2 separate regions of the Mus musculus genome follow, and region 1 is linked to region 2. The links are chromatin loops, found by intact Hi-C in ENCODE. Cell type or tissue: heart. All regions are shown on one strand. Each heading gives the region's core, and the rest is flanking DNA. Links, peaks and the distances in the headings are about the cores only. Region 1 has its middle 9.1 kb from the start of Actl6a. Region 2 has its middle 100 kb from the start of Gm33886.

What was found. Peaks named below come from ENCODE experiments on the same cell type or tissue, not always from the same donor. Only the 100,000 strongest peaks of a DNase experiment are listed, where the experiment ranks them.
Region 1: a loop joins it to region 2, with 9 times the contacts of the local background. A loop is called at or near these places in 5 of 42 quality-filtered maps.

Annotation. Positions count from the first base shown.
Region 1 is chr3:32,694,201-32,704,674 of GRCm38, reverse strand. No RefSeq gene overlaps it. Among named protein-coding and RNA genes, the nearest start is that of Actl6a, 9.1 kb to the left of the region's middle. In heart, for the core only: CTCF peaks have their summits at 6,060 and 6,262 (motif pointing right); a DNase peak (open chromatin) is centred at 6,264.
Region 2 is chr3:31,783,902-31,794,375 of GRCm38, reverse strand. No RefSeq gene overlaps it. Among named protein-coding and RNA genes, the nearest start is that of Gm33886, 100 kb to the right of the region's middle. In heart, for the core only: a CTCF peak has its summit at 3,848 (motif pointing left); no DNase peak of the experiment used is centred there.

The DNA of each region.
Region 1 (10,474 bases), core at 1,274-9,273, 910 kb before region 2:
AGTAAGGGTTGCATGTGTCTGGATCTGTTGGTTTCTGTTTTGTGTGTTTTGTGTATGTGTTTAGAGCTATGTGAAAATTTAGAGAAGCGCTAGTGTGAATGGAAAAGCCCTGCTGGGAGCTGATTGCAAATGCAGCTCCTAAAGGGACAGGCAGCCTTTTGCTTGTAACAGAAAGTTAGCTTAAAATTGGAAACTCAGAGTTAGAGTCATTCTAAACAACATGTGGCAGGAGCGAACCCAGGAAAACAAGTCTTTAAAGATACTTCAAGGGGCTGGAGAGATGGCTCATCGATTAAGAGCACTGATTGCTCTTCCGAAGGTCCTGAGTTCAAATCCCAGCAACCACATGGTGGCTCACAACCATCTGTAATGAGATCTGGCGCCCTCTTCTGGAGTGTCTGAAGACAGCTACAGTGTACTTACATACATACAATAAATAAATAAATCTAAAAAAAAAAAAAAAAAAAGATACTTCAAAACAGGGATAAGCTTTGGGCCAGGACTCTGGCAGAGTGCTCAGATTGAGAAATGTTTGCGTTTGGGTAGACACAGTGCTCAGCTCAGAGCAGCCTCAGTGAGGTTTGTGTGGCATTTCTTTTGTTTCGCAAACCGTGACTGGGGAAGTTCCTGGGACCTCACCTCTCCCTGCCTTCAGAGAAGATTCCTTAAGATTCAGAGGCAATATCTTTTCATACTTAGGTTTTTAGCTATACTAGAAAATCGTGGTCCAGAAAAATCTAAGAAGGAAAAATTGATTTGCTTCAAAATTTTATTTTCAAAAGCTTCCAGGAGATGTTAATTGGCTAAGACCTCACTTTAAACTCACCACAGGAGAACTTAAGCCTTTGTCAGGTGCTATTAAGTGAGACACAAATTAACTGGCAAAAAACAAAAGGCCTTGCAGAAATTAAAGAAAGCTTTTATAATTATCAATTATAATCAATGGTAATTAAATATTAGCTGCCTATTTTAGTTATTGGTTATTAAATGTGCCCACAACAATTCCTTGGCTAGAGAAAACATTGTTGTAAAGTCATCCTTCTTCACCTCAAAGTAAAGTTTCAGCATCCTATTGAGGCTGCTGTGGTGCTAACAAAGAACTGTAAGATAAATTCATATATTTTAGAAAAACTATAATGAAAATTGCGTCTTAAAAACCATATCATCATTTAAAATAAAATTGACAATCTATATCCCAAAGATAAATTTAAAATTGTTTTTATGTATGCTTTTGTATCTTCTATAAATTCATGCATGCATGCATCCCATTTACTGTGTTTAAAAACAACCCTCTTATGGGAGAAAAGTATATGTGAATTGGATCACACGCTTATTCTTTTGAGCTTCCCCCTGCTTCAACACATATAATTAAATTGTGTGCTGTAGATGGTGTTTTAAAATGTTGAATAATCAATAATTTGTATCTTTATTAATATATATATATCAGAGCTTACAATTGCTTAAAATTGTTCATCCCTCAAATGCTATTAATTCTCAAGCTTGCAATTGCTTATGCTATACATAAGAAAAAATACTGTTCCTTTAAAAAGGCTGTTTTTGGACAGTTAAGAAATTGTGGAGCCGGGCGTGGTTGGGCACGCCTTTAATCCCAGCACTCGGGAGGCAGAGGCAGGTGGATTTTTGAGTTCGAGGCCAGCCTGGTCTACAAAGTGAGTTCCAGGACTGCCAGGGCTATACAGAGAAACCCTGTCTCGAAAAACCAAAAAAAAAAAAAAAAAGAGAAAGAAAGAAAAAAAAAAAAGAAATTGTCCTGGGTTGCCTGGAAAAGACCCCCAGAATTTGCTTTTGTGTTATAGAGATTTACAAAAAGCTTTAGCTGAAAAAGGATTACAGATAATTCCTGAAAAGATACAAACTCAGGATCCTTATAATTATTTGGGCTTTAGACTTACTGATCAAGCTGTTTTTCCCCCAGAAGATAGTTATTTGCAGAGACAACTTAAGGAATTTGAATAATTTTCAAAAATTGTTAGGTGATGTTAATTGGCTTCACCCCTATTTAAAGCTCACTACAGGGGAGTTGAAACCTTTATTTGATATTCTAAAAGGGAGTTCTGATCCTACCTCCCCTAGATCCCTAACCTCAGAAGGATTGCTGGCCTTACAACTAGTGGAAAAAAGCTATTGAAGAGCAATTTGTCACTTATATAGATTACTCCTTGCTGTTACATCTGTTAATTTTTAATACTATTCATATGCCTACAGGATTGTTATGGCAAAAGTCTCCTCTAATGTGGATACATTCGAGGATTTCTCCTAAACGCAATATCTTGCCATATTATGAAGCAGTAGCCCAGATGATTATCATTGGAAGGAAGCAGGCACTAACTTATTTTGGCAAAGAGCCAGATATTATTGTTCAGCCTTACAATGTAAGTCAAGACACTTGGCTGAAACAGCATAGTACAGATTGGTTGCTTGCTCAAATAGGATTTAAAAGAACTATAGACAGCCACTACCCTCAAGATAGGTTGATAAAATTTTTGAATGTACATGAGGTGATATTTCCTAAAATGACTTCCTTACAGCCTTTATAATGCTCTATTAATTTTTACTGATGGCTCCTCTGAAGGGCAAGCTGGATATCTTATTAATAATCAACAGGTAATCATAAAGACTCCTGGTCTCTAAGCTCAATTAGCAGAATTAACAGCAGTACTGGATGTCTTTCAGTCTGTACATGAGGCTTTTAATATTTTTACTGATAGTTTATATGTTGCACAATCGGTATCCTTATTGGATACCTGTGGTATGTTTAATACGCCAGCAGGATCCCTGTTTTCACAATTGCAAAACATCATTCTTGCCCAAAAACACCCGTTCTATATTGGCCACATACGATCTCATTCTGGTCTTCCTGAACCTTTAGCTGAAGGCAATGATTGCATCGACAGAGCTCTAATAGGAGAAGCCTTAATTTCAGATCCTGTTGCTTTGACCAAACATGATCATGAAAAATTTCATCTCTCTAGCCAGACCTTAAGGCTCCGACTTAAGATCACTAAGGAGTAGGCAAGAATGATTGTAAAACAATATCCTAAATGTATTACATTATCTCCAGTGCCACATGCCTAATCATATTTGGCAAGTGGATGTAACTCAGTATGCAGAATTTGGAAAATTAAAATATATACATGTTTGTATTGATACTTGTTCAGGGTTTCTTTTTGCTTCTCTGCATACAGGAGAAGCCTCCAAAAATGTAATTGATTATTGCCTACAAACCTTTAATGCCATGGGATTGCCTAAACTTATTAAGACAGATAACGGGCCATCCTATTCTAGCAAAAAAAAAAAAAAAAAAAAATTACTTCATTTTGTAAAGAATTTGGCATCAAACATAAAACTGGAATTTCTTATAACCCCATGAGACAAGGAATAGTTAAACGTGCTCATCGCACTTTAAAAAATTGGCTTTTAAGAAACAAAACAGGGGCAGTTATACCCCCCCTCCCCGCCAAGGTCACCAAAGGCACATCTTGCTTTTGCTTTATTTGTTCTAAATTTTTTGCAAACTGATGTTAAAGGTCAGTCTGCAGTGGATTGCCACTGGCATCCAGTTACTTCTAGTTCTTATGCCATGGTAAAGTGGCAGGACCCATTTACTAATGAATGGAAGGGTCCAGACCCGGTCCTAATCTGGGAAAGGGGCTTGGTCTGTGTTTTTTCACAAAAAGAAGATGGAGCGCGATGGCTGCCTGAGAGTTTAGTTCAACAACTAGACACAGATCCTGAATCTTCTAGTAAGTATGACTCTAACCTTGATTATGGCTAAAAATCCTCTTTAGCCAAAAAGTTAAATTAAAGCACAGCCTCCACTCACAGGGAAGCTGTAAGCCTTTCTGCAATTCTCAAAGTCACCCCCCCACACACACACACACCAGGAGCTCTAAGTCTAGCCTGATCATTGCTAATTTGCAATTGAATGGGGTACCTGGTCTTCCTCCGAAGAAGCTTTTGTACTGTGCCTTTCACTGTCTTGACTTTGTTTTTCAAGCAGGTCAATCAAGGCCCTTCAGCTTGACTGCAGCAGGCATGCATCCCCGCCCCTAACAGTGCGCAGGTGGCAGTTATTAATTTTCATCAAGAAGAATTATAAGTACATATTGTGGCTTTGGTCTGATTTGGGAATAAGGTGCGCTATGAGGGCCAGTTAGTCAATGACGGGCAACCAGATCCCGGATCATACCAATCTAAGACGGGGGTACATGCCAAAAGGCCGTGGCTGTTGATATTAAACCACAGAGCCATGTTTGTGTGAATTATAACACAAACTAGCTGCATGTAACTTCCTATGACGGAATTGGATGGTTTGAGAGGATCTGAGATCCTCAGGCAGGTACGGCCGCCAGCCACCATAATTCCCAGGCAGGACTATGGAGCATAGATAAATTTTATGCCTCAGTCCAGCTTTTTAAAAATATTAATAACAGGGAGGAGATGTAGCCTCCCATAAGCCTGAAGCAGGCTGAGCCAGAACTTGACCTTGCTGCCACTAAGGAGATTATCTAGGGGGGAGCCTTCCTCCCTAGATCACTCTATTGTTGAGCCACTGTCGCTGTTCCTCTTCAAGATACTGCTACCAGCTGAGAGGCCCCGGAGCTACTCTGGAGACTATGCCCTATCCTGCACATCATCACCTGCAGCTGGTTCCAGGCTCCAAGGATGAATTGGCGGGAATGGACTTCCTCCCTCTTTTATAAAGCGTGTCCACCATTAAAAATTTGAACCTTGAGCAGACTACTTGTCTTGGTTCCATTATTTCTCAACCTGCCTAGGCTCTCTCTTTTCTTTCAGTTCCAAGATGCCTTCCAGGCTCGAACCCGGACATGTGAGCTGCTGGCTGGCCCCAACACTAAGCCTTTGATTATACTTTATTTTGAAACAAGACCTCTTAACACCCAGGCTGGCCTTAAACTCACCATCTATCTGAAGATGGCCTTGAATTTCTGATCCTCCTGTCTCTGCCTCCAGAGTTCTACTGTTACAGGCACCACCACAGATACACCTGGCTTTACACTGTGCAGGGGATCAGACCTGAGGCTTCATTCACGCTTAGTAAGCACTCCGATGCCACAGTTAATTAAAAAAAAAAAAGATAACAAGACGCTAAAATTATTGACCCTAAAGTATTGAATTGCTAGAAGAATCTCTTAAAGGAAAACTGTTCAGCCCAAGAGAACACTCCACAGTCATGGCATTGCTTCCTTTGAGGTGAGACTTAGATCATGGCAGCTTGTGGTGGTTGGTTGGTTGGTTGGTCGGTCAGTTGGTCAGTTGTTGATATTTGGAAATAGAGTTTCTCTGTGTAGCCTGTCTGCCTTGGAACTTACACTATAGATCAAGCTGGCCTCTAACTCACAGATTTGCCTGCCCCTGCCCCAAGTCCTGGTATTAAAGGGGTGTGCCACCATTCCCAGCTGCTGCTTGTATTTTTTAATTCTTAAATACTAGAAAACTTGGGGCTAGAGAATTGGTTCAGTGTTTAAGAGCACTTGTTGCTCTCTAGAAGACCCAGGGACAATGCCCAGTACCTACAAGATGGCTTGTGATCATCCAGACTCCCGATCCTAGGGATCTGACACCTTCTGACCTCCCTCAACACTTCACATACATGGTGCACAGACATACAAGCAGGGAAAGCATCTATATACCAAAAAAAAATATGTCTTTAAAATTTAGAAAACTACTTACTATATAATGAATTAAAAAAATAAAATTATTGGGTCTGATTCCCAGCACACCACAGAATCCTGGAGACTATCTGAAGGCTGCAAGATGTTTCTGCATGGCTATTTCTCCCCTAAAGCCTGATTTCTGTCTACAGTCTTCCCCAGGCCTCAGTCAATGTTACTGATACTAGTAGGATTAAAGAGCAAGAAACCTCAGGACTATTGGCTGTCCCTTCTCACTGGCACACCTTATCAAAACTAGAAGTGCCTGGGATGGGCGCACAGCTCAGTGGCAGAGCACATGACCAGCATGTGAGGGCCTCTGAGCTGGTTCCTCTGCAGTACGAGGACAAAGCAAACCAGTTCTCTTTATCCACACTTGGAGCATTTCTTCCTAAGCCCAGATACTACATCAATAAACAGTGAAGTCCCACAGTGAAGTCATCTGGCCCAACAGTGGGTGCTCAGAGACTGACTCGGAGTCCAAATCAATAGACATTGCGCTTTCAAAAGCCTGGTACTCCAAGCATAAAGAATGTTCTGTGTTCCTGCTGCAGCCTCTGGCTTCGACACAAGGGGGCGCTGGTCTTCTGTTCTTATGGTACCACACCAGTTCTCCTCAAGTCAAGCCTGTCAAAGCACATTAAGGAATTCAGTTATCACTACATAACCACAAGGACCTCTTCCTCCATGTTTATTAAATCCACTGTTGGAAAGGCTTCAACTGTTAGATACAAACGCTAAGAAACAAATTTGCAAGACTATCTCCGTCCAAAAAGAAAAAAAAAATTCCTCTTAAAAAATAGGTATACCTAGAATTACTCCATACTGTAAAATACACAAAGTAAGTGACTATGAAAGGCAAATTTCAACATAGACATTTTAGTGTAGATATATGTATTATGAGGAATGATAGAAAGCACCATCTTATGTTCCCTGACATTTCTGTGCAAGCGCTGCTCAGATTACAGGTAACTGGAATCTCAACTTCTCAGACACAGAAACAGGGTATGGAGGTTTGAATAGGAATGGCCCCCACAGGCTCATAGATTTGAGTACTTGGTCACTAGGGAGAGGCACTAAGACAGGCATTAGGAGGTATGCCCTTGCTGGAGTAGGTGTGGCCTTGCTGAAAGAAGTGTGTCACTGGGGGTGGGCTTTGGGGTTTCAAAGGCTCACACCAGGCCCTGTGTCTCTCTCTCCCTGTTGCCTTCAGATCTGGCTGTATATCTCTCAGGTACCATGTCTGCCTACGTGCCACCATGCAAATAATGGACTAAGCCTCTGAAACTGTAAGCAAGTCCCAATTAAGTGTGTTCTTTTGTAAGAGTTGCCTTGGTCGTGGTGCCTCTTCACAGCAATAGAATATTGACTGAAACACTGAGTCAGATTCACACATGTCTGTCTTGCCATTAGGATAAGAAGGGCTCTGCTAACCATCTTACTAACAGATCAGTGATTATGAGGAAGCAAACGATATTTTGAGGAACCAGCCTAACTCCATTTTGAAGACAGAAGCCATAATGCTGTATTGTTAAAAATAAGCTTTTATTTACTAGAAGAGCCGAGTTGCTGTTTTTAAAGTCTGTTTCCTCGAGCCATGATCTTGACTTATTTTTGAGGATATTCTAGCCCCCCTTAGCCTTCCCTAATCACATGATGACCACATGGTGATTTTTTTTGAGATTTTTTTTCTATATTTCCTTTTTCTTTATTGTCTCTCTTCTGTAAACCTGATTTGAAACCAATTGTGATTCTACTCCTTAGAAGGGGTCCAAGAAATAGACTATGCCCTGCTCTCTTTAACCTGATATAAGAGATAGTCGCCGCTGGCCAGCTCCTGGGTGCACCCCAATAAAATCAAGCTTCCTTCCATTTTGTCTCTAAAGTGTGGTAGTGATCCTATTCTCCCCCGGGGGGACTAACAATTTGGTAACGGCAGGCTCCTTCACAATACACCAGTCCAATTCTGCAGTGGAGACAGTGGGGTCCTCAAAAGACAACACCAGCACTGAAAACCATGTGTGAGATAACATGAATGTTTGTGTCTATGCGCTCTCACCACAAAAACAAAACACCAAAACCTTTGCTCATTTGCTGCAGCTCCTGGGACACAGGACACGATAACCATGTAGGGAGCAGGGTCGATATGTAATTAGTGGATGCTGCAAAGTAACTCCTTGGGCCACCCTGATGTACCACTAATGTGAATCAGTGGCAACATTGTCATGGAGCTGTTCCACAGCCCAGAGCACCACCAAATCCTGCCCAGGGTCTAGCCTAAACTCCTTTTCATGGAATCCAAGACCCCGGGGAACAGCTCTAACGTACCTGGCTTAGGCTCCTGAGAGTACCTTAAAGGGCCACAGATGGGGAAGTTCAAGATGAAAAGATTCATCAGTCTGGGCCCTGTCCTAACTAATTGTGGTTATCTGTTGTTGTTGTTGTTGTTGTTTGTTTGTTTGTTTTCTTCTTGACACAAGGTAGAGTTATCAAGAAGAGGGAACCACGGTTTAGAAAAATGTTACCATCAGATTGGCCTGTAGGTGTACCCATGGGAATACTTTCTTTTTTTTGGGAGGGGGGGATGAACGTTCGAGACAGGGTTTCTCTGTATAGCCCGAGCCGTCCTGGAACTCACTCTGTAGACCAGGCTGGCCTCCAACTTAGAAACCCACCTGCCTCTGCCTCGTAAATGCTAGGATTAAAGGCATTCACCACCACTGCCCAGCGACATTTTCTCAATAATTAATGTAGAAGGGGCCTGGCCCACTGTGGGTGGTGCCACACCTCAAGTGGTCATAAGTGGTTTTTAAGAAAGCAGGCTAAGCAAGTCATGGGGGACAAGCCAGCAATCAGCATTTCTCCATGGTCTCTGTTTCAATTCCTGCCTCAAGATTCCTTCCCTGCTTGAGTTCCTAGCCTGCCTTCCCTCAGTGATGAACTACAATTGTAAATTGTATAAAGAAAAGCATTTAATTGGGGGCCTGCTTACAGTTTTGGAGGATTAGTTCTTTATCATTCTGTTGGGGAGCGGACAAGCATGGTGTCGAAGCAACAGCTGAGAGCTTTACATACTAATCCACAGGCATCAGGCAGAGGGAAAGAGACACTAAACCTGGAATAGGTTTTTGAAATCTTAAAGCCCAGTGGCACATCGCCTCCAAAAGGCCACACCCATTCCAAAAGGCCACACCTACTCCAATGGGGCCACACCATCTTCAATAAGGTCACATCTCCTAACCCTACTCAGTTTCACTATCTGGCAACCAAACATTCAGTCTATGAGCCTTTGGGAGCCATTCTCATTCAAACCACCATAATGTACATATTTTATCCTTTATCCCAGCAATAGAAACACCAAATAAGTCACTGGCACCGTGAGATCAAGCTGTTGACTGCTGCATTTCTCTCAAATTGTCATTGGCTGCTTGTCCCGATGTCACCATGAAGTCTTTCCTCTATGTTTTTGCATGTCTGTGCCCAAACTTCCTCTTCTACAATATTGGATTAGGACCCACTCTGAAGACCACGTCGTAACATCTGTTAAAACATTATCTCCACATGTAGCCTCACTTGAGGTACTAGGATTATGACTTGAACATATGAGATCAATTCAGGTGATATCATCACCCATGTGTCCTGGCCTCTCACAGTAACTCTTTAAAGTTGTATTTATTTTACTTTAATTCCGCATATGTGAGGGGTAAGTTCATGTGAGTGCAGGAACCCTCAGAGGTCAGAAGAGGGTGCTTGAATCATAGGTGGTTACGAGCTGCCTCACACGGGTGCTGGGAAGTGAATCCTCCGCAAGAGCAGTACGCACTCTTTATTGTGGTGTCATCTCTCCAGCTCTTCTCAGATAGACTCCGGGTCACCCAAAGTGGCCCCTGGCCACTCCCCAAGCCTTCCTGTGGTGGCTTTACTCCCAGCACTATGTCCTCTCAGCATTCCCGATGCCTGCCCGCCTGTACATCTAAGTCAAATCTGCTTCTCTGAAAACAGCCCATGCCTTACCTGGTCCTGTAATCCTCCAAACGGATAGAATGACTCTCTCTTAAGAACTCAAGCAGCACTTGAAATACCTCTAAAATTCTACTTATTTCTGCACCCATTTCATCTTCTCTAACACATTGTTAAGTTATTTTAGGGTGCTACATAGCTATTACCAATATTTGCATACCAGCACCAGCAAGAGAGGGAGAGAGAGAGAGAGAGGGGGAGAGGGAGAGAGAGAGGGAGAGGGAGAGAGAGAGGGAGAGGGAGAGGGAGAGGGAGAGGGAGAGGGAGTGCTGTAACTTTATACACACACACACACACACACACACACACACACAGGAGCTGTTAAAATACATCATCCAATACAAGTATTCAATTCATACTTCAAATCCTTCTGTCCAAACTCAACACAAATATCACTGTTTCCTTGTCTGAATATGTTTCACATGCCAGCCTTGGTCTTTTATGCTGTACAACTCTTGCCTCATAAACGCGATAACCCTAACGGCTATTAGTGCAGGCTGGTGTCTCTTGGGACCTGGGAGGAGGCAGGGACTGAGACAAGAAGGTCCATTGTCTTGCTCTCACAAAGCTGTGAGCTCTTTGGGCAAGACTCATCTTGTGCAACAATAGAAAGGAGAATCAGCCACCAGCGATGGAACCCGGTCCCAACAGCTTATGGGTCACCCAGAGAGAAGAAAGTGCAAGCCACACTTGACCTCCTCCAGAGTTCTACCAAAGTCCATTCACATGTTGATTAAGCCAGAAGCTGCAATGGCCTC
Region 2 (10,474 bases), core at 766-8,765:
AGAATCTAAATGCAAAAGAATTTTAATGAACAGACATTCTTTTAAAGTGAGTCCCTGCCTCATTGGACTAGGACTCTCTTGTCTGCCAGTATGCCACAGATGGGTGAGAGTGTTTGATACAATGCTTGAAGAAGCCACCCTGTATCCCTCTCCCATGGGGGGACTGGGTGTGGGGAGAACGATGTTTATCACTCTAGTCAAATGCTAGGAAAAGTTGGACTTGAACTATGTAGAGAGATGTACTGAAAGATTTGCCACTGGTTTTTCCTGAAAACTGATCAATTATCAAGCTGTTAAGAGTAATATTTTAAATTAGGAGGACAAGGGCAAAAATCCTGCTGTCCAGATATTGATTTCACTTTAAATGGCAAAGCCGAAAAATTAAATGAGAGAAGATAGACAGTGCTAAAGGAAGCTTAAACCCAAGTAACTCAGTGGACAGAAATAATGTAGACCAATTTCAGTTCTGGAGAGTTGGCTGTAAGTAAGCTGTAGATGATGTAGAGCCGGAAAGTCTTGGCAAGTTTTCCTCAGTGAGCAAACATGCGCATGCATTTTAATGTGATGGAACGTAAGCACAAGCATGCACAAGATGGAAAGAATACAACAGATGTGACTGATAATCATGCTTCCCTTGTTGGAAAAAAAAAAACAATCGCATAAGATTAAACAGAAGCGAAATCTCTGTCTTGATTTTATAAAGGAGAAGAATGCAATTATTTACAACGATGATAAAGATATCCACGTCAAAGTGTAGTCAAACATGACAGCCATTAAATGCTTGGGTGGAAGATGGCTGTTAATTGCACAGGATATTAGATACAGTTGGATTGAGAAGGATTATTGGCCAAGTCAACACAATTATTCTCAAGGCTTGATTCTTGCTGTACTGGTGAATGTAATCCAATTGTATATTTCCCACTACACGCAGACCTTAGGTTTAGACTCTCCTGACTGGGCCCAAGGTCTGTCACTGTGTCTCTTTGAAAGGGGTGTTCTAATGGTCCCTGAGGCTTAGGGAGTGCGAGCTGTCAGACAGGTCACTGCTGCTTATGAACCATTCGCAGAAGCCCCCCCCCCCCCCCCCCCCAGTTAAAGCCCTGACTATGTAGAAACAAGCAGTATAAGAAAAGCAAGGGTAGATAGAATTTGGGAGTTGTGCCAGGATTCGGTCTTGGGCTTAGTGATGTATGTTTTCTTTCTTGGAAAGGAGTGGCAGAAAGGAAGCACAGTTCTAGAAGCTCTGGATGTCATGGGGGTATTAAATGCTAAGAGGCCACAGGGTAGTTATTATCAGGAATTATCACTCCGTACCAGGCACTGTACATGCACTTTGTTTAGTGGCTGTTTTCTTATGTTCCCTTCCCGTGCATTGAGGGTTTAGAAACCTTAGTCAAGATTGAATGGTTAGAACGTGAACTTATGGTGGTTCACTGTGTGAGCTACTTTTCTCTTTCTGGGGTGAAATAAACACCTGACATAAGGAACAAAGGAATAGAATAGATGCTTTATTTTGGCACACAGTTTGTGGGTACAGTCCATCATGGTGGAGAAGGCATGATGGCAGTGGCATGAGGTAGCTGGTTACATCACATCTATGGTCAGAAAGCAGGGAGAGATGAATGCTATTGCTTAGCTAGTTGTCTCCTTTTTATTCACCCATTTCACTGAGCAGTGCTACCCATATTTAGGGTAGCCTCCCCCTTCTCAATTAACCTAATTTCCTTCTCAAGAAACGTGCTGAGAGTCAGGGGCAGAGATGTACTTCTCTGTTATTATAGATCTTGTACTCAGTGCTGTACTCACATTTACCATCTGAACTGGTCTGTGCCTAAAGAGTTTCCTTGGATTCTGGCCTTTCATTGCTAGACCCAGATAACCCTACACAAACAAGAATGGGGTTTGCCACCCTTAAAGTGTAAGAGGAAAATTTCAGAGCTAGAGATGTACATCCTCATGCTAGGTACTGCACCCAGCCCCAAGTCAGAAAAGTCATGTTCAGTACATGGTGCAAAGACAGAGAGGATCTTTGCTTAAGGTTCAGCTACCAGTAACTCAACATATAGAAGGACAACATTACTATAGATCAAAAACCCAGAAAGCCAAGATGGCAACTTAGAAAGAGCCAACATTCTTAGTCATCAGGGAAATGTAAATCAAAATGTCACTGAGATTTCATCTTATACTCATCAGAATGGTAATACAAAGATTCAAGTGACTCAAAACCACATGCTGGTGAGGATGTGATGAAAGGTGAATACTCCTCCATTGCTGGTGGGGTGCAAACAGGTACAACTTCTTTGGAAATCAATTTGTCCGTTTCTCAGAAAATTTGGAGTAGTTCTACCTAAGACCCAGCTATAGAACTCTTGGGCATATACCCCCCAAAATGTATCACCGTACCACGAGGATACTTGTTCAACTATGATCATAGCAGCTTTGTTTATAATAGCCAGAAACTAGAAACAACTAGATGTCCCTTAACTGAAGAATGCATAAAGAAAATGTCGTATGATTACACAATGGAATTCTATTCAGCTATTAAAAACAAAGGCATTGTGAAAATATTCAGGCAAATGGATGGAATTGGAAAATATTATCCTGAGCAAGGACCCCAAACCCAGAAAGTACAAAACTGGACATTAAACATAAGGTACAGGATAACCATGCTACAATTCACAGACCCAAAGAAACCAACTAATAAGGAGGTCCCAAGGGAGGATATGTGAATCTTACTCTGAAGGGGAAACAAAAAATAGTCATTGGTGGTAGATGGAGAGAGGGAAACGGGTGGAAGAGGGGGTGAGTACGGTAACTGGGATGATGATCAGGTGTGGGGTGGGACTGTGGGAGAAGTCTGGGAATGAGAGTGGCAACAGATTGGGGCATCTCTGGGAGTAGCTAGAGACCTGGGATGGGGGAGGTTCCTGGGACTCTATGGGAGTGACCCTGGCTGAGACTTCTAGCAGTGGGGGAATATGGAGATTGAAGTGGCCACTTCCTATAGCCAGGTGGGACTTACAGTGGGGGGAGCAGGGCATCAATCCACCCACAAAACCTTTAACCCAAACTGTGTCCTGCCTATAAGATGCGCAGATCTAAAGATGAAGCAGAGATTGAGGGCCAGCCAATGACTGGCCCAACTTGAAACACAATCCCTTGTAAGACAGCCAATCCATGACATGGTTAATGATATTTTGCTGGGCTTACAGACAGAAGCCTAACAGAACCGTCTCCTGAAAGCAGATGCAGAGGCCCACAGGCAAACATCAAGCGGTGCTTGGGGAATCTTGTAATAGTGGGAGATAGAATTGAGTGAGCTGGTGGGATCAAAGACACCACAGAAAGCCTAAAGAGTCAACTAATCTGGGCCCGTAGGGGCTCACAGAGACTGAACCATCAACCAAAGAGCATTCAGGGGCTGGACCTAGTCACCTTACACATTTCTAACAGATGTGCAGCCTGGTCTTCATGTGGGTCCCCTAACAATTGGAGAGGGACCTGTCTCTGAGTCAGTTCCTGGCATTGGATCCTTTCTCCTAGATGGACTACCTGGGGGGAGGGGATGTTAATGGGAGAGGAGGAACTAGGGCCTATGGCAACTAGATGTCCCAGGTGGGGTGGTACCCACGGGTGCTTCCCCTTCTCTGAGGAGAATGGGAGGGAGTAATGGGGGAGGAGGAGGAGGAATTTGTAAGGGCGGGATTGCAGGAGAGGAGGAATCGGGAGGGGTACGATCTGCATGTAAAGTGAATACACAAAAAAGTAAATTTTAAAAAGCTTCAGTTTAAAAAATTTAAACCACCTTTAAGTGTTAGGTTTATCATTTTTGGCCCAAGGCTGACACCTTGTGGACATTTCCAGTAATTGTGAGCTTATTCTCTGTTCTCTGTACAGTGGTTACATCTAAGCAGGTGTACTGGCAATTTAAATTACAGAGAAACAAGCAAAGCAAAGGACAGTTAACTGAATTTTTAAAGCCTTGGGGGAACTTACTTCAGAATTTGATTTAAATTTACTTTTATTATTCACTTGCTTTTAGTGTTTGCCCAGACAAAAATATTAATTTATACTTTCTAGGTTCTGCTCAGATTGTTAAATTAACCAATTTCCAAATCAAAGGCTGTTTTCTTTCTGCTTCACTGTAGTATCGGTCCAGTTGTGTAGTCAATGACCAACTCTCTGAGAACTTCCCATCACCAATAGGCCTCAATGGGAATAAAGGCTATTAATGGCTACAAATGGATAAGAAGGGCCAGTGCTCACTGAAAAGCTAGAAGTCTTTGCTGGAAAATCTTTAATGTTTCCAGGCGGCAGAAGCTGAGGGTTAGGCAGGCTCATGGTCCTCATAAGCACAGGCCTGTCTGATGACCTTTGCTAAATATTTTTATGCATACTATATCTACCAACTTAATATAAATTCTTTGCTAGCAGATATAAACTACTTCCTAAAAATTGCCTTTATTGCAACTGCTGCCACCATGCTCCCTTTCCTAAAAACTCAATCTTTATTTTTTTAGTTTTTATTGGATATTTTCTTTACTTACATTTCAAATATTATCTCTTTTCCTGGTTTCAGCCTATCCCATCCTACCTCCCCCTGCTTCTATGAGAGTTTTCTTCCACCCACCCACCCCAAACCACCTCCCTGCCCTCAATTCCTCTACACTGGGGCATCTATCAAGCCTTCATAGGACCAAGGACCTCTCCTCCCACTGATGCATGACAAGGCCATCCTCTGCTACATATGCAGCTGGAGTCATGTGTACTCCTTTGTTTATGGCTTAGTCCCTGGGATCTCTGAGAGGGGTGGGGGGGGGTTCTGGTTGGTTGATATTGTTTTTCTTCCTGGGATTGCAAACCAAATCAACTCCTTTATTCCTTTCTCTCTAATTCCTCTATTGGGGACACTGGCTCAGTCCAATGGTTGGCTGTGAGCCTGCACCTCTCTGCATTTGTCAGGCTCTGGCAGGGCCTCTCAGGAGACAATCATATCAGGCTCCTTCCAGCATGCACTTCTTGGCATCCACAATAGTGTCTAGGTTTGGTAACTGTATATGGGATGGATCTCGGGAAAGCCTCTGGACGGCCAATCCTGTAGTCTCTTTTCTACACTTTAGCTCCATAATTGCTCCTGTGAGTATTTTGTTCTCCTTCTAAGAAAGACTGAGCACCCACACTTTGGTTTTCCTTCTTATTGAACTTCTTATAATCTGTGAATAGTATCTTGATTATTTGGAGCTTTTGGGCTAATATCCACTTATCAGTGAGTGCATACCATGTGTGTTCTTTGGCAAATGGGTTACCTCACTCAGGATGATATTTTCTAGTTCTATCCATTTGCCTAAGAATTTCATGAATTCATTGTTTTTAATAGTGGAGTAGTATTCCATTGTGTAAATGTACCATATTTGCTGTATCCATTCCTCTGTTGAAGGACATCTGGGTTCTTTCCAGCTCCTGGCTATTATGAATAAGGCTGCTCTGAACATAGTGGAGCATGTGTTCTGGTTATACGTTGGAGAATCTTTTAGGTATATGCCCAGGAGTGACACATCTGGATCCTCGGGTAGTGCTATGTCCAATTTTCTGAGGAACTGATTTCCAGAGTGTTTATACAAGTATACAATCCCACCAGCAATAGAGGAGTATTCCTCTTTCTCCACATCCTTGCCAGCATCTGCTGTCACCTGAGTTTTAGATTTTAAAACTGACTGGTGTGAGGTGGAATCTCAGGATTGTTTTGATTTGTATTTCCCTGATGACTAAGGATGTTGATACCTAAACATAATAAAAGCAATATATACCAAACCAGTAGCCAACATCAAGCTAAGTGGAGAGAAATTTGAAGCAATACCACTAAAATCAGGGACTAGACAAGGCTGCCCACTCTCTTCCTATCTATTCAATATAGTACTCGAAGTTCTAGCTAGAGCAATTAGACAACAAAAGGAGATCAAAGGGATACAAATTGGAAAGAAAGAAGTCAAAATATCACTATTTGCAGATGATATGATTGTATACTTAAATGACCCCAAAAATTACACCAGAGAACTAAAGTTGATAAACAACTTCAGCAAAGTGGCTGGATATAAAATTAAACTCAAACAAATCAGTAGCCTTCCTCTACTCAAAGGATAATCAGGCTGAGAAAGAAATTAGGGAAATGACACTGGTCACAATAGTTTCAAACTATATAAAGTATCTTGGTGTGACTCTAACAAAACAAGTGAAAGATCTGTGTGACAAGATCTTCAAGTCTCTGGAGAAAGGGGCTTGAACAGCCTCAGGCAGAAGAGAGGGGAGAGCATGGAGAGAGGTGGCACTGGCTTGTGCCCATGTGGACGAGTGTCTTTGGTCTGGTCCATGGCTGGAGTGCAGGAAAGCTTTCCAGCAGGAGGTTAGACAAGGCTATTATTATTATTATTATTATTATTATTATTATTATTATTATTATTTATTAAGTATTTTCTTCATTTACATTTCCAATGCTATCCTAAAAGTCCCTCATACCCTCCTCCCCCACTCCCCTACCCACCCACTCCCACTTCTTGGCCCTGGCGTTCCCCTGTACTGAGGCATATAAAGTTTGCAAGACCAATGGGCCTTTCTTTCCACTGATGGCCGACTAGGCCATCTTCTGATACATATGCAGCTAGAGACACGAGCTCCAGGGGGTACTGGTTAGTTCATATTGTTGTTCCACCTATAGGGTTGCAGATCCCTTTAGCTCTTTGGGTACTTTCTCTAGCTCCTCCATTGGGGGCCCTGTGAGCCATCCAATAGCTGACTGTGAGCATCCACTTCTGAGTTTGCTACACCAGTCAGAATGGCTAAGATCAAAAATTCAGGTGACAGCAGATGCTGGCTAGGATGTGGAGAAAGAGGAACACTCCTCCATTGTTGGTGGGATTGCAAGCTTGTACAACCACTCTGGAAATCAGTCGGCCGGTTCCTCAGAAAATTAGATAAGGCTCTTTAGGGGAAAGCCTATCCCATCATTCAAGTATGGCCTTGATGAGCAGAGATGGTCTATGGTTTTAGAGCTTTATTGTAGAAAGGCAGAGAGAAAGAGAGAAGGTATTGTAAAAGAAAGAGAGAGGCTGGCCATGGCCAAGTGGAGAGAAGGGGGGAAAGGAGGGAGAAAAGGAGAACTAGAGATGAGAGTAAGAAAGGTGAGAGCTTAAGAGAGAGAGGAGGGGCCAAGCAGCCCCTTTTGTAGTGGGCGGGGCTATCTTGTAGTTGCAGGGTATTTGTGGGGAGGAGCATATGTGGCTATTGTCAGGTAACTGTGAGGGTCTAGACTAGCTAGAATGCCAGGAGCTTAGGGCTTTCTCTGCATGATTGATAGTCACAGAATTATGGAGTTGGGTGCTCTGTGGTGTCAGGCACCTGTCTCTGGGAACGGGGCGCAGTGTTCTGTCCCTTGTAGAGTTTTCTACTGGGTCTCTGGAGCAAGCCTCACTCAATCAAAATAGGCTGCCTTTCACAGTCCCACAAGTAGCTATCTATAAGTCAACATTTCAAGGGGTAGTGACTTAGTGTGCTTCGGGTAGCCAGCTTATATCCTGGTATGTCTGTGTGAGCGGCAGGGAGAGTTCATGCTTGAGGCCCCATAGACCCACCATTTTGATACTTCAGAGTGCCCTGAAGCAGTGGTACCACTGGGAATATATTTCTTGACAAGAAATGTGAAGAGTAGAGGAGACTTTGTCACCTGACACACCTGTTCCTGCTGAGATTTTCATGTCTCCACTCACACAATAAACAATAAACAGGTGTTCCTTTTAATCTGTCAGGTAACAAACACATTTTTCACATTTTATGCTATTGTGGATGATTTTGCTCTTTGAAAACAGTCTTTCAGCTTAAAGCTGAAGTATAGCCCAGTCTCCTTGAGTACAAGAAGGCAGATGCTGATGGCTTGGCCCTGGACTTCTGGAAAGTAACTGTAAGATATAAGACCCTTTCTTTGTACAATATCCCATATGTTTGATGGTATTGTTATTCTTTGTACATTATCCCATGTGTTTGTTGGTATTAATTGTTATTCTTTGTACATTATTCTATTTGTTTGTTGGTATTGTTTCTTATTCTTTGTACATTATCTCATTTGTTTATAGGTATTACTTGTCACTTTAACACAACATAAAATCACTAGGAAGGGAGTCTAAATGAGGGATTGTGTACACCACATTAGCCCATGGATGTGGCTGAGGGAGATTGTCTAATTTATGTTAATTAAGGGAGATGATCTGTAAATGGTGGGTGGCACTATTTTCTGGGCTGTAGATCCTAGACTGTATGAAGGAAGCTGAACACTAGAATGCACACATTGATTCAGCTCACAGATTTCTGCTTTTCACTGTAGATGTAATGTGACTAGCTGCTCCAAGTTTTCACTGTCTTCATTCCTACAGGTATGGACCATAACCTGGAATATGGATGACTGGTCAAATAAACCCTTCCCCTCGTAAGTTGTCAGGGTGTTTTATCACACTAGAAGGCATGAAGCTAAGACACATAACCCATGATACTATGTTATAGCAGCAGAGTAGACTAAGATGTTAACTGAGGAATACAGAATGGACTACATGTTCAAAAGACTGCGACCAACAACTGGGAGGGGATTATCCTAAGCCTAGCATTGGGCTCTGTATTTTGCAAATATGGCTTCTGGGAGAAGCATTATCTTGGGTGGAGGGTGCCTCAACTCAACACTCCTATGTGAGCCCCCCACCCCACGAAGCTTATGAAACCGTAGAACTTTCTTTTCCCCTAATTCTGTCCTTTCCCCTTATTTGAGGAAAAAGATGATTCTTGGAAATTACCTGAATCCCACCTGCAAATATTAGAGGAGGAGGATGCTCTGAAAAGACATTCCACAGACACCTGCTCTTCTCTATTTTTTGTGCAGTATTGGTGCTGAGTGTGGGCCAGATGAAGAGACATAGCCACATTCGGAGCCACCAGAGAGAAGATGGATGCCTGGCTTTGTTTGGTTCCTAGGAACTGGAGAGAACCGGGAATTTCGTTATTATGCTAACGACAGGAAGCAGATAATGCACTGAGTTTCCCCTTGTACATGCTATTGGGATAATACATTTTTCCACATGTGTGATGGAACTGCTCCTGTAGTTTCTTTCCTGCTGGTTTCTCACAGGGCTATATTAGAGAAAGAGAGAATAATCTGATTTTTGGAGAGGGATTAACATTAATGTATGTAATTTTAATAATTCTAAAATCTAATGAACTGTCAAATCAAAGAGTTTTATTAAAGATTGTATGTACCTTTCAACTAGAAACTTTGGCTTTGAATTTCTTTGAAGTTTCCTCAGATGATCCAATTTTATGGGGAAGAGCTCTCTTTAAAAAATATTATATTGTTCATTAATTCTTTAAGAATTTCATCCAATACATTTTGATCACATCCAACCTCTCACTACTCCCTCTAAGTCCTCCAAAACTCATACCCCGCCTCTCCATCAACTCTCAAATATAACACACCAAGTCCAACTTCTGTTGCGTATGTACACAAGGATGTGGGTCATCCCCTGGAGTGGGTCAGCATACCAGGGTCATACCTTAATGGAAGCTGATTCTCCCTCCCCAGAAGCCACTAACTGTCAGTAGCTCCTTCCTTGGATTCTTTAGGTCTTCTGCAGAGAGGACAGCTGGTGTGAGCTCATTAGTGGAACAGCCCTATCATGTCCAGAAGATACTGTATTGCTCCATCTCCTATAGTCTTTCTGCTTTCTCTTTCTCAAGTTTTGGGGATGATCATATAGATATGCCATTTGTGGCTCAGATTTCCACTGCCTTATTCTCTGTGTTTTGACCAGTTGTGAATTTCTGCACTAGCCACTGTCTAAAGAAACTTCTTTAATGTGATTGGAGAGCTGCATTCACCTATATGTAGAGAGTATGAGTCTATGGGGAAATCTAATAGTGTCCCTTTATCCGAATAGTAGGAGTAGGTTCATCCCTGGAGCCTGTAAGCTTCCAAACCTTGGGTTTTGGGCAAGAGCGACAGTGACAGGCATGCATTTCCTACTGTGCAGTTGTTTAATCCAATCAGAAAGCAGTTGGTTACCCTGCAACATTCCTGCCAGTATTGTACCCATGGTCATGTCTTGTCGGCTGGTTATTATTGTAACTCACAGGGTTCATAGCTGGATAAGACTCTCCTTCAACAGGCTGCTTAGCACCTACTAGTACCATGGAAGCTAGCCAGCATGGAGGAAGCTTCCTGGTGAGTACCAACTTGATGTCTCCATGTACTGTGATCAATGTATGTGGTGTTTTCAGCAATAGAGTACTAGCTTCAAGCTTTGGTGAGCAAACACAAGCAATGGCAATAGGCTGTATTGTTTTTAGGAGTTCCTAAATATCCTAAGCAGCAACTATAGGGAAGGTATCCTACACTCAGCTTTTCACAGCTTATAGCTTCTTGGAAGAGCATCATCTCTGTAGA